Linked DNA regions of Homo sapiens: region 2 is linked to region 1. Evidence: chromatin contacts called from ENCODE Hi-C or POLR2A ChIA-PET data. All regions are on one chromosome and are shown on one strand. The core of a region is the stretch at or near the end of the contact, and the rest is flanking DNA. Distances in the headings are between cores, read along the strand shown.

Region 1 (6,104 bases), core at 1,396-3,895:
CCTTATTAAATATGTTGTTGAGTGATTGTTCCCTCTCTTTTATATTTCCAAATTGTGTCTGTAAGATTGAAATTATTTGCTCCTTGTATATTTGCCAAAAGTTACCAATATAAATCTCTGGGCTTGAAATTTGTAGGAAAAATTTTTATTACTGCCTCATTTTTCTCAGGTTTTCTTTTTCATATTTAGCTGGCTTTGCTAAGTTCAATTTTTCCTGGCATTTGGTCATTTAGTCTAAATTTTCAAATGTGCTGGCAAAGATATCTTTATATCTTTCTAGCACCTACAAGACTAGTAGTTGTGAACCCTCTATCATTCTAAAATAAATATTGTTCATTGTGCCATTTTTCTTTTTTCTTTTAGTCTCACCAAAGACCAGCTGACTTTCTTGGTGTTTTCAAAGAATGAATTTTGGGCTTTGTGGATTTGTTTTATAAAAGAGTGACAGGGATTTGGTTTCCCACTTGACTATCTTGGGCTGCCTTGATCTTTTCTTTTATCCTATGAAGATATAAAACCCAATGTTCAATAATTATCAAGTACTTATTTTTGAATTCCCTACCTGTTCATCCCCTGACCTGAGAATTTCTTACCTTTTTGCCAAGATATAAATGCAATTTTATTGACTATCTTCAATTGTTTCTGTGAAAGTTACTTCCCCAGCATCAAGTCTGTCATGTTTAAGGACACATTTTACCCTTCATTCAAAACTCTTACTTCCAAAGCAAACAAAAAAAAATTCGATTAAAATATGAGCAAAAGATCTCTATAGACATTTCTCAAAAGAAGACATAAAAATAAAGCCAAAAGTTATATGAAAAATGTTTGACATCACTAATCATCAAAGAAACGCAAACCAAAACCACAGTGAAGCTGGGAGTGGTGGCTCATGCCTGTAATTCCAGGAGGCCAAGGCAGGAGGAAGGGGTTTGAGGCCAGCCTAGGCCACAGAGTGAGACTTCATCTCTACAAAAAATTAGCCAGGCACGATAGTGCACACCTGTAGTCTCGGCCATTCTGGAGGGTTGCTTGAGCCCAGGAGTTTGCAGCTGCAGTGAGCTATGATCACACCACTGCGCTCCAGCCTGGGTAACAGAACAAGACACTGTCTCTCCCTCAAACCACTCCTAAAAAAACCCCACAATGAGATACTATCTCATCCCAGTTAAAATGGCTATTACCAAGAAAGCAGAAAATAACAAATGCTGGCAAGGATGCAGAGAAGGGAGAGCACTCATACACTGTTAGTGAGAATGTAAATTAGTACAGCAACTATGGAAAATAGTATGGTGTTTCCTTAAACAACTAAAAATAGAACTCTCTCATGATCCAGCAATCCCACTACTAGGTATATATCCAAAAGAAAGGAAATCAGTATATCAAATAGATATTTGCACTCCCATGTTTACTGTGGCACTGTTCACAATAGCCAAAATACGGAATCAACCTAAGTGTCCATCAGTGGATGAATGGATAAAATGTGGTATGTATACACACACACACACACACACACACACACACACACACACACACACGAATACTATTCAGCCATAAAAAGAATGAAATCCTGTCATTTGCAGCAACATGAATGGAACTGGAGAACATTATGTTAAGTGAAACAAGCCAGGCACGGAAAGACAGATGTTGCTTGTTCTCACTCACACGTGGGAGCTAGAAGAAATTTGATTTCATGGAGATAGTGAACAGAATGGTGGTTACCAGAGGCTGGGAAGGGTAGGAGGGAGAGGGGGATGAAGGGAGGTTGGTTAATGGGTACAAAAATACAGTTAGATAGAAGGAGTAAGTTGTAGTGTTCAATAGCACAGTAGGGAGACTATAGTTAAATCATTTATTGTGAATTTCAAAATAGCTAGAAGATTTGGAATGTTGCAACACAAGGAAATAATAGATGTTAGAAGTGATGGATACCCCAGTTACCCAGATTTGATCATTACACATTGTACACATATATCAAAATATCACATGTACCCCATAAATACGTACAACTATTACATATTGTTAAAAAATTTAAAAATCTCTACCTTTCAGATTTTTATCTGTTAGTAAAATCATTTTCTTAAAGATTGCTTAATTTTCCCATCCATTTGAGTGTGAGACCCTCAAAGTATTTCTGCCTCAGATTATACATATATCCAAGTAAGTTCTAAAGCATTTTAGTATTCAAGGCAAGAATGGTACCATACATTCCTGGTATTTCCAATCAATCATCTGATTTGCTCTCTGGCTCTAAGCCAGGGAAACAGTTTCAAAGTCAAATTTAATTACTTCATTTTCTGCTATGTTTCCACAATCCAGGAGAACACTTCCAGCTAGAATCACTTGGTTCCATTTCATGCCTACCACTGAGCAGTTGTACAGTATTGGGTACAGCCAGAGAAACGAGGGTAAAGACCGATGAGTAGAAGAAAAGAAGAGATAAATCCTATACTAAACAATGAAGAATTTATCCACACTTTAAAAATATACTCCAGGTCACAGCACAATTTTCAAAAGCAGACGTTTTAAAACACAGAAAAGCTCAGGCCAGAGCTGGGACTCAAATATGTAACTGCCTTCAGTAACATAATAAGCAGAAAGCACGGGGCCTGACAGTGTGCAGTGCCAGCAGGACCAGATGGTTTGCTTAAATCACAAGCTAATAAACTTTTGCTCAGAATAAGAAGGGAACAAATTATGACTTTACCACAGACCTATTTTCCTTAAGAAAGCAGCACAACAGGGGGCTTCAGAGGCTGGCAAAGCCCGCTTCTTCAAGTTTCCCACCTTCTTCTGTTCCACAACCAGGAGAAAAACACTTTTTGTAGTTTCCAAGATGCGTATGGAAAATCTTGTTATACTCTCTTGGGAGAGTAAAAGGCGTAAGTCTCCACAAGAAGAAAACAATTAGAAGAAAAAGGGAGTGGTACAAAAAGATTATCCAGAGGTTCAGCAGTCACCATGCAAGCCAGATTGTCACTTGAGAAGTCCACTGGTTTCCCTGACTAGAACAAAGTTCCAGATTAAAACCTACTGTTTTATAATTATGAAGAAAAAAAGGTAACAAGCTCTTGAGTGGAGGAGCATTTTTGAAGTATTAGTGAAAACATATATACACATATACCTACATACATAAATTCTATCATCCTTTCCTAGGAAATTCCTTTAGAGGATCTCACAACTATTGCTAATGAAAATTTGAATTTACATTTCCCAAGAGAGCTTTAGGCTATCATTTACACTAGAAATCTCTTTTTTCCAATACGTTCTTTTTGCCAACTCATGGTAATTCTTTGACAAGATATATACCGGCAGTACAGTATTTTATAACTATGGAATAACTATAGTTATTGCAATAATAATTACTTACATTATTTGTCTACTTTGAAGTACACTGTTCTAAGTGCTTTAGATGTATTGTCTCATTAAAGCCTCAAAATGATCCTATATGGTGGGTATAAAGTATTATTATCCTCATTTTTATGGCAAAAGAAACAGGGTTAGTGGGTTTAAGTGCCTTGTCCGAGGTCATACAGAGAAAGCAAAGCTAGGATTCCAAGCTGAGTAGTCCGACTCCATCCTGCTGTACACACTGAGCGCTGCTTTGCTACCATGTATCAGTGTTTACCAAAATCACCCACAATGGTATCTCATGAGTCACTCTGGGGAGTGTTCCCATTCCCACTCTTTTTAAAAGAGAGTGGAAACGTATCAGTGTGAAAGAAATGCTTCTTTTTCAAGCCATCTCAATTTTCCTTTTATTTAAAAAAAAAATCAACTCAGAAGGCTTAGGAAGATAAATCCCGTAATAAGCACTCATCACTCCTAAGTAGGGTTTGAAAAATAAGACACAATAAAATGTGGATGCACATTTTCAAAGCAAACATCCCCCTGCTGCTATGACCCTCAGTATCTTGCGTCACTGATGTTAGAAAGAGGCTAAGACGGGCCAGTGTTTCATCACTGCCAATTCTATTTAGGTGACTTTGACAGCACAGCATCAAAACTAAAAAATAAATACCTGAATTAATGCCCTGAAAACAAACTATCTTTTCAGCAGAATATTATTTCATTTTTTCTATTTTTAAGTCAGCCTACATCATGCTTTGACAGCAAAATATTATTTATCTCCCAAGATTTGCTTATTTCAGCAACAGATTGTAATGGAATCAATTAACACAAAAAATTAATGATCTACTGGGTACACATAAGCTCCTGGAAGAAGGGAGGACAGAAATAATCTAAGTAATAGATTGCATTTTCTTCCTCCAGCAGTAGTAACAAAGAAGATGTGGCAACCACCATTTTATGCTTTCTTCTGCATCTGGGTCTGAGAGCTCTTAATATTTCATTAGGGTTTGTGACAAATGTCTAATTTAGGAAATGAAATATGAATAGAGGTGGAATGACAAAGACCATCCCTAGAACTCTGAGCTCTGATAATTTCTCTTCTGAAAAGGCATTTTTTTTTTGCTTTGCTAGGGAGTTAACACAATAGAATAAAGCAAGTGTTGAATGGCTATATAATTTGTCCAGGTTTTGGAAAGAAATTTCCTTCTTAGTTTAAATAATCTGATCATCTCAAATGGAGAAAATATTTATTGCATTTTATTCGGAAAACAGCAAACAAAACAGACCATGTAGGGATTCAGCCCTTCTTCTAAGATCAAATGAAATAATGTGAGTAAAACAGACTCAAACACTTTCCTTAAGTTTTTAACAAAAATAAAAGTTCACTGCCATTTTAACTGGAAATTTTAATTCTTCTCATTTGCAATGGTGAAAAAAACCAAACTGCCACCTAGAAATAAATAAAGTTGACATTTCATTAATTAGACACACATTTTGTGGAGAAAATTTATTTCAACACAACCCTGGACAGTTGTTAGAAACACAATGTTGGCAAATAAAATGACACTTACTTGACCTTATCAAAAGTATACTATTAGCCAAGGGAGAAAAGTAAAAGGATGGGATTTTATGTCTGGTAACCCTAGGACACCAAGAGGGAAACTCATAAACATCACGTAAGTGCGTGTATAATATGTGTATGTATGTGCATATATGATACGTGTATGTTTGCGCATGTCTGGTGTGTGTGTGTGATTTTGGCCATAATAAGGCTCAACACTTGTATGCTGCCTTTGTAAGCGACTAAAACCCTTGCAAATACTTATCTCAATGTGAGGTGGTGAGTGGATACTTGTGGGGATAATAATTTCTTCCATCTAGGTGAGATTACAGATACTTGGAGAGATTACAAAACTTATGCCAAATCACTGTTAGTACACAGAACAAGGATTAGAATCCACGTCACTTGACTTCTAATCCGAAGCACTTTACATTAATTTTAATGCATCTTTATTCATTTATTAAAGAGGGTAGAGACAAGAGGAAGGGACAATTGAATGTCCAAATAGGGCTTGGGACATGACACACACAAAAACTATCTGTTGAATAGGATAAATCCCACCGTGCACATTTCTCCAGAAAAAAATATCTTTCATTGAAACATCCAGGAAGACACAGCCAAGGAGAATATAAACTGCATATAAAAATCAGCGGGAAGCCATCTGGCTCCCAAGGCTTTACTTTCAGCCGTATCTTGGATGACTGCTTCTATGATCAATAACTTGGTTTATCAAACTTCTCAGTAGGAGAAAAGAAATAAGAGCCAAACACCCCAAGAACTCATTACAAGCGAACGATATATCCCTTGGTATAGATCCACCACATAGACTCCAAGAGTGCTTCCTGCTACAGAAGTTGCTCTGCAGTTTAGATAGAGTATAGGGTATAAAAACATGTCTGGTCGGGCACGGTGGCTCACATCTGTCATCCCAGGACTTTGGGAGGCTGAGGAGGGTGGATCATGAGGTCAGGAGTTCGAGACCAGCCTGGCCAACATGGTGAAACCTCGTCTTTACTAAAAATACAAAAATTAGCTGGGCATGGTGGCGCACGCCTGTAGTCCCAGCTACTTGGGAAGCTGAGGCAGAAGAATTGCTTGAACCCGGGACGCGGAGGTTGCAGTGAGCCGAGATTGCACCACTGCAGTCCGCAGTCCGGCCTGGGCGACAGAGCGAGACTCCGTCTCAAAAAAAAAT
Region 2 (5,680 bases), core at 1,219-3,718, 260 kb before region 1:
CCTCAGGAAACTTACAATCATGGCAGAAGGCAAAGGGGAAGCGAGCACATCTTCACATGGCAAGCAGGAGAGGGGGTGGAGAGGTGACACGCACTTCCAAACAATCAGATCTTGTGAGAACTCTATCACGAGACAGCACTAGAGGGATGGTGCCAAACCATTAGAAACCACCCCTATTGATCTAATCACCTCCCACCAGGTCCCACCTCCAACATTGGGAATTACAATTCAGTGTGAGTTATGGGTGGGGATGCAGAGCCAAACCATATCACAGGCCAAACAATATGTCTGGAGGCAAGAGAAATGGACAAGTCCTCCAGCACAGACGAAAGAAAGTGCAGACCAGGAGAGGCTGGCATGGCTAACTCACATGTTTGAAAGTACTCTCTTAAAGGCATTAATTTATAGGGAATTGGCACTGTTATTCTTTCTTCGTGATATAGAAAATAAAAGTAAAGTATAGACTAAAGGCATCTTACAGTCAATGAACTTGGTTCATGTTGTCTTTAGCATTGTGGTAACTTTCACATAGTCTCTAGGCCAAAAGAAATACCTAGTAGTCTCATTTATTAAGCAGTGAAATACAAACAACTTAATAAGTACTTATGTCCCAATAACATAGTGGCCATCTGAAAAGACGATACACATCAGTTGAAAGAAAAACATTCTTATTCCATCTTAAGCAACTTCATAATAATGCTTTGAGGTGAATTTTCATGGCCCCTTTAAGGATGAGGAAGTTGAAACTCAGAGAAGTTCAGCAACTTTCCCAGGGTCTTAGAGTTCCAAAATGGTTCTGCCTTGTAATATAGTACTGTGTGTAATTTTAAACTTTCCTCTTAGAATATAAACTCCTGAAAGGCAAAGACCGTGCCTCAGTCATGTTTTAGAATCTTGCCACAGAATAAAGAGTAAGAAAATCTTTCTTGGATTAAATCCTCTCTACCAAAAGCGCCCTTCTTCTTACGGCACCTTTTGCATTTTTAGTAGCTAACTTTGTGCCTGCCACATTGAAGAGGATAGACAAAAAGGTAAAAGGAAGTGGAAAGAAGAATGACTGCAGTACCCTGGATAGAGGTGGCTAACAGTCACCCCAGTGGGTGGCCCCTCATTGCTAGCAGCAAGCACACCTGGGAAGCCTTAAACTCACGAGCCACCCCTGGGCTGCACGGCCTCCTCACATCCCCACCCGTGGTGCCTCAGCCAGCTCTGCAGCACCAACATGAACAGAAGGACATGAGTCTTCAGCCCCCCACGCATGAACACCCTCACGGTAAAACCACATCGGTGTGACCGCCAAGGAGTTAACCACATGGATGCTTAAAGCAAGGTGCACCAGAGGACAGAGGGCGGACGGCAGAGGCTCAGATCCAGTGTCGGACACCCGAGTCTCCTCTCCACCGCAGTGTTCAGGGTCTCTGTGAGGGAGACTGGAGAATTTACTGGTTTGTGGAAACAAAAGCTTCCATCACGACTGTAACAGGTAAGCACCGTTGCTGCAGGACCCTGACAAGGCGATGCATTGCTGAGCGGCACCAGCTGCATTTCAGGAGACCGATTTGACTTCTGCTGTAACAAGCAAACACAGTACAAGCTCAATCTTACACACTAAGCTGTGGCATGGGTGTGAGCCACATTGCCCAGTTATCTGTCCTAAAAAGGGCTTTTCTTTCTCCCCTGAAGAAAGATCGCCTCTGAAGAAAGTGCAGAGTACGTTGGAGGGCAAACAGCTCTCCACAGGAATTCGTTTAATTCACTTCACCTCACGTACCCTCCTACATCCTGAACCTGAGGTCTGTATGCATGTTTAATACAGGGTGGCTGACAGAAAATCTGTCCCCAGGGACACAGCCAAGGAGAAACTCCGTGAGGATTAAATGGATCCACCATGCCGAAACACTGACAAGCCCCCGCAGTTCTGAAATGACAGCAAGTTAAGAACACGGGATTCATAGAGCTCCTGAGGCCACGGAAGCCATCCAGTGGAAGCTGCATGTGAGGCAGAATGCTCAGTCAACAGCACTGGACAGAAACAAGCTGGGGGCTACACAGCCCATCAGTTTGGAGACCTTGCGAACGTCCCGAAGTGGGACGCTCCCTTGTCCTTCTCTCAGGCCTCCCGCTTCTCCAGCTGCCCGTCCCAGTAGGGGCAGTCAGGGCGGGTGACCCGGTGGAAAATAAACCTAGCAGCATGTCCGTGACGCTTCAGGTTTGTGGGAATGGGTGCAGCGTTCAAGACACTCTCACGCGTATCCCTTCGTTTGATCCTCACAGCGCCTCAGTGAGACGGCAGAGCACACATTAGCCCCCAAAGAAACTGCTACTCACAAAAGCCAAGTGTGAACCTCAGGTCAGACCACTGGATCTCAAATCCACATCTTCTCAAGTCAAGACCTGTCTACCTCATCTTAAATCCAAGCTCAAAGCATTCTTACCGCCACGCCAGCGGGCAAATGGCAGGAGAAAGCGATTTGCTCGAGTCATGCACACACACAAAGCATTATCATCTTATTACCTGCTCTTGCAAAATTCTTCCCATAGACTCCAAGGTTGCTGGCTGATTGAAAGGGCAGCCAGGGCCAAGTGCAGTGGCTCATGCCTGTAATCCCAGCACTTTGGGAGGCCGAGTCGGGCGGATCATGAGGTCAGGAGATCAAGACCATCCTGGCTAACAAGATGAAACCCCGTCTCTACTAAAAATACAAAAAATTAGTCGGGCGTGGTGGCGTGCGCCTGTAGTCCCAGCTACTTGGGAGGCTGAGGCAGGAGAATTCCTTGAATCTGGGAGGCAGAGGTTGCAGTGAGCCAAGATTGCGCCACTGCACTCCAGCCTGGAGGACAGGGCGAGAATCCGTCTCAAAAAAAAAAAAAAAAAAAAGGGCAGCCATGCATGGAGATGGAGCCCTCAACAGGTGTGCCGTTGACATGTGACTCCTAGAAATGCGTTTCAGGTTGTTTAACAAAATAGTAATGTTCAATTAGAAGTTTGTATTATTCCTGATTAGCTCCAATTATTTTATGAGGTATCATGAAATACAAAACTAAATTAATTTCCATTCTTCTCTATTTATTTATAAGATGGTCTTGCTCTGTCACGTAGGCTGGAGTGCAGTGGCACAATCATAGCTCCCTGCAGCCTCGACCTCCTGGCTTCAAGCCATCCTCTTGCCTCAGCCTCTGAAAGTGCTGGAATTACATGTGTGAGCCACTGCACCCGGTTAATTTTTTTTTAACTTTCTTGTGGAGATGGGGTCTTGCTAATCACATTTCCTTAAAAGACACACACCATGCAGTATTTTGGGAGGACAGCAGAGCTGTCACAACGTATAATGATAAATATTTCCTTCCATTCCAAAAAGTTTGCTTTTATTTTTGGAGGACTTTCACTTCCCCCTAAACTTCTAAAATTGTGAAACGATACTATGGGCATAAACTCAAATTACCATGGAATTTGAATATCCCTAAAATCCCTGAGGTCTAACCAGTAGGTGTCTCACTTAGCCAGTGCTCAGATTCAACAAGCCAATTGTCAGACGGGGCTTTGATACACAAGTCATCTGTCCCAAAGGAAAGTCCTCAGGTTTGTGAGCTCCTGAAACCCCAGTGATATCAGTTAGTGATGATTTATAGTATTTTCTACCTTTTTCTTTTTTGAGATGGAGTTTCGCTTTGTCGCCCAGGCTGGAGTGCAGTGGCGACATCTCAGCTCACTGCAAGCTCCACCTCCTGGGTTCACGCCATTCTCCTGCCTCAGCCTCCCAAGTAGCTGGGACTACAGGCGCCCGCCACCGCGCCCGGCTAATTTTTTGCATTTTTAGTAGAGACGAGGTTTCACCATAGCCAGGATGTTCTTGATCTCTTGACCTCGTAATCCGCCCGCCTCAGCCTCCCAAAGTGCTGGGATTACAGGCGTGAGCCACTGTGCCCAGCCTAATTTTTTTTTTTTTTAAATAGAGATGAGATTTCACCATGTTACCCAGGCTGATCTCAAACTCCTGGGCTCACACGAGCCACCCACCTCAGCTTCCCAAAGTGCTGGGATTACAGGCATGAGCCACCGTGCCCAGCCCAAAAACTAGAGTTTTGAAATAACACTTTTAAAGTGCTGAAAGAAAAAAGAAAGTTTATATCCTGCAAAAATAGCTTTCAAAAACAAGGAGGAAATAAAGACGTTCTCAGATAAATGAAAGTTGAGATAATTAGTTATCAGCAGATGTGCACTACCAGAAATGCTACATATAGAATCCCCATCAGGCTGGAAACTTGGATCCACAGAAGAGAATAACAAGCACCTGAAATGGCAAATAAGCAGGTAAATATAAAATACTTTCCAGTCCTTTCATAATTTACTAAGAGACAACAGACTAAAGCAAAAGTAAGCATTTGGTAGATTGTCAGACATATCTTTTAAAATATGACAATCAGCTAAGTGGGGGGAGGTAAACGGAATATACTAAGTTTATTACATCAGTGACGTGTGGCCTGGGAAAAGGTACAATGTTGATTCTAAATAAACGCTGAAAGTTAAGGATGCATGTAGTTAGCCCTGGAACCACCACCATAAAAAAGGTGTGGTGGGGAGGGGCATGAATGGAAATCAAACAGCCACATGGTAGACAAAACCATATCAAAAATTACATTAAATGATCAAAAGTTAATATCACCAGTAATCTCAACATCACGCACTCCTTGATATGATGCACTGAGAAGGATACAATATCCACTCATGTGAGATTCTTGCCAGAACTGTATAAATACATTCTAATCATGAAAAAACATCAGACAAGCCCAAATTGAGGGAGGAACATCTTATAAATGTATCTGCAAAAATGTCAGCTGGGCACGGTAGATCACCCGAGGTCAGGAGCTCAAGGCCAGCCTGGCCAACATGGTGAAACCCAGTCTCTACTAAAAATAACAAAAATTAGCTTGGTGTGGTGGCGCACACCTGTAGTCCCAGCTACTCGGGAGGCCGAGGCAGGAGAATCGCTTGAATCCGGGAGGCGGAGGTTGCAGTGAGCCAAGATCACGCCACTGCACTTCTGCCTGGGCGACAGAGGGAGACTCTGTCTTGAAAAAAAAAAAAACAGTCAAGGTAATAAAAGACAAAAGTAACACTAAGGCATTGTCACACTGGAGGAGATTAAGAAGACATGATGATTAAATTTAATGTGAGATACTGGATTGAATTTGGGGCCAGAAAAAGACATTAGGGAAAAACTGATGAAATTGGATGAAGGTCTGTAAATTAATTAACAATACTGTAACAATGTTAATTTCCTGTTGTTGATCATTGTACTATGGTTATGTAAAATGTTAGCATAAGAAAAAACTAAGTTGGAGCGAGACTCCAACTCAAAATAATAATAATAATAATAATAAAGAAATAAAAATTAGCCAGGCATGGTGGCGTACACCTATAGTCCCAGCTGCTCAGAAGGCTGAGAGCAGAGGATCGCTTGAGGTCCAGAGTTTTGAGGCTGCAGTGAGCCATGACTGCACCAATGCACTATGGCCTGGGTGACAGAGCAAGATCCTGTCTCAAAAAAAAAAAAAAAAAAAAAAGAATGAACTACTGATACCTGCAACAACCTAGATAAATCCCACAGATATTATGCTGAGCAAAAGAAGCCAAATACCAAAAAGCTGAAAAATAAACCATAATTCTGGTATAAATCTA

Evidence for each region. Hi-C counts contacts between places; a loop is a spot of excess contacts on that map. ChIA-PET counts read pairs that join two places held with the same protein, here RNA polymerase II (POLR2A). Pooled maps may share reads with other maps.
Region 2: a map of mammary epithelial cell shows a loop between it and region 1 (2.2-fold over the local background). The contact joins two enhancer-like sites. A Hi-C loop is called at or near these places in 2 of 168 maps with a recorded cell type or tissue (PC-3 and mammary epithelial cell), 2 of 37 single-sample maps with no recorded cell type and 5 of 50 pooled maps. POLR2A ChIA-PET finds 5 or more read pairs at or near these places in 3 of 52 experiments (GM10248, WTC11 and activated CD4-positive, alpha-beta T cell).

What each region holds. Positions count from the first base shown.
Region 1 is chr12:1,279,697-1,285,800 of GRCh38, reverse strand. The region is part of intron 14 of ERC1 (ELKS/RAB6-interacting/CAST family member 1); the gene reads right to left. Among named protein-coding and RNA genes, the nearest start is that of LINC00942, 220 kb to the left of the region's middle. Within about 2 kb of position 2,645, at least 10 of the 41 ENCODE cell types and tissues checked have a DNase peak (open chromatin) inside an H3K27ac peak, as active enhancers do.
Region 2 is chr12:1,542,984-1,548,663 of GRCh38, reverse strand. No RefSeq gene overlaps it. Among named protein-coding and RNA genes, the nearest start is that of LINC00942, 45 kb to the right of the region's middle. Within about 2 kb of position 2,468, at least 2 of the 41 ENCODE cell types and tissues checked have a DNase peak (open chromatin) inside an H3K27ac peak, as active enhancers do.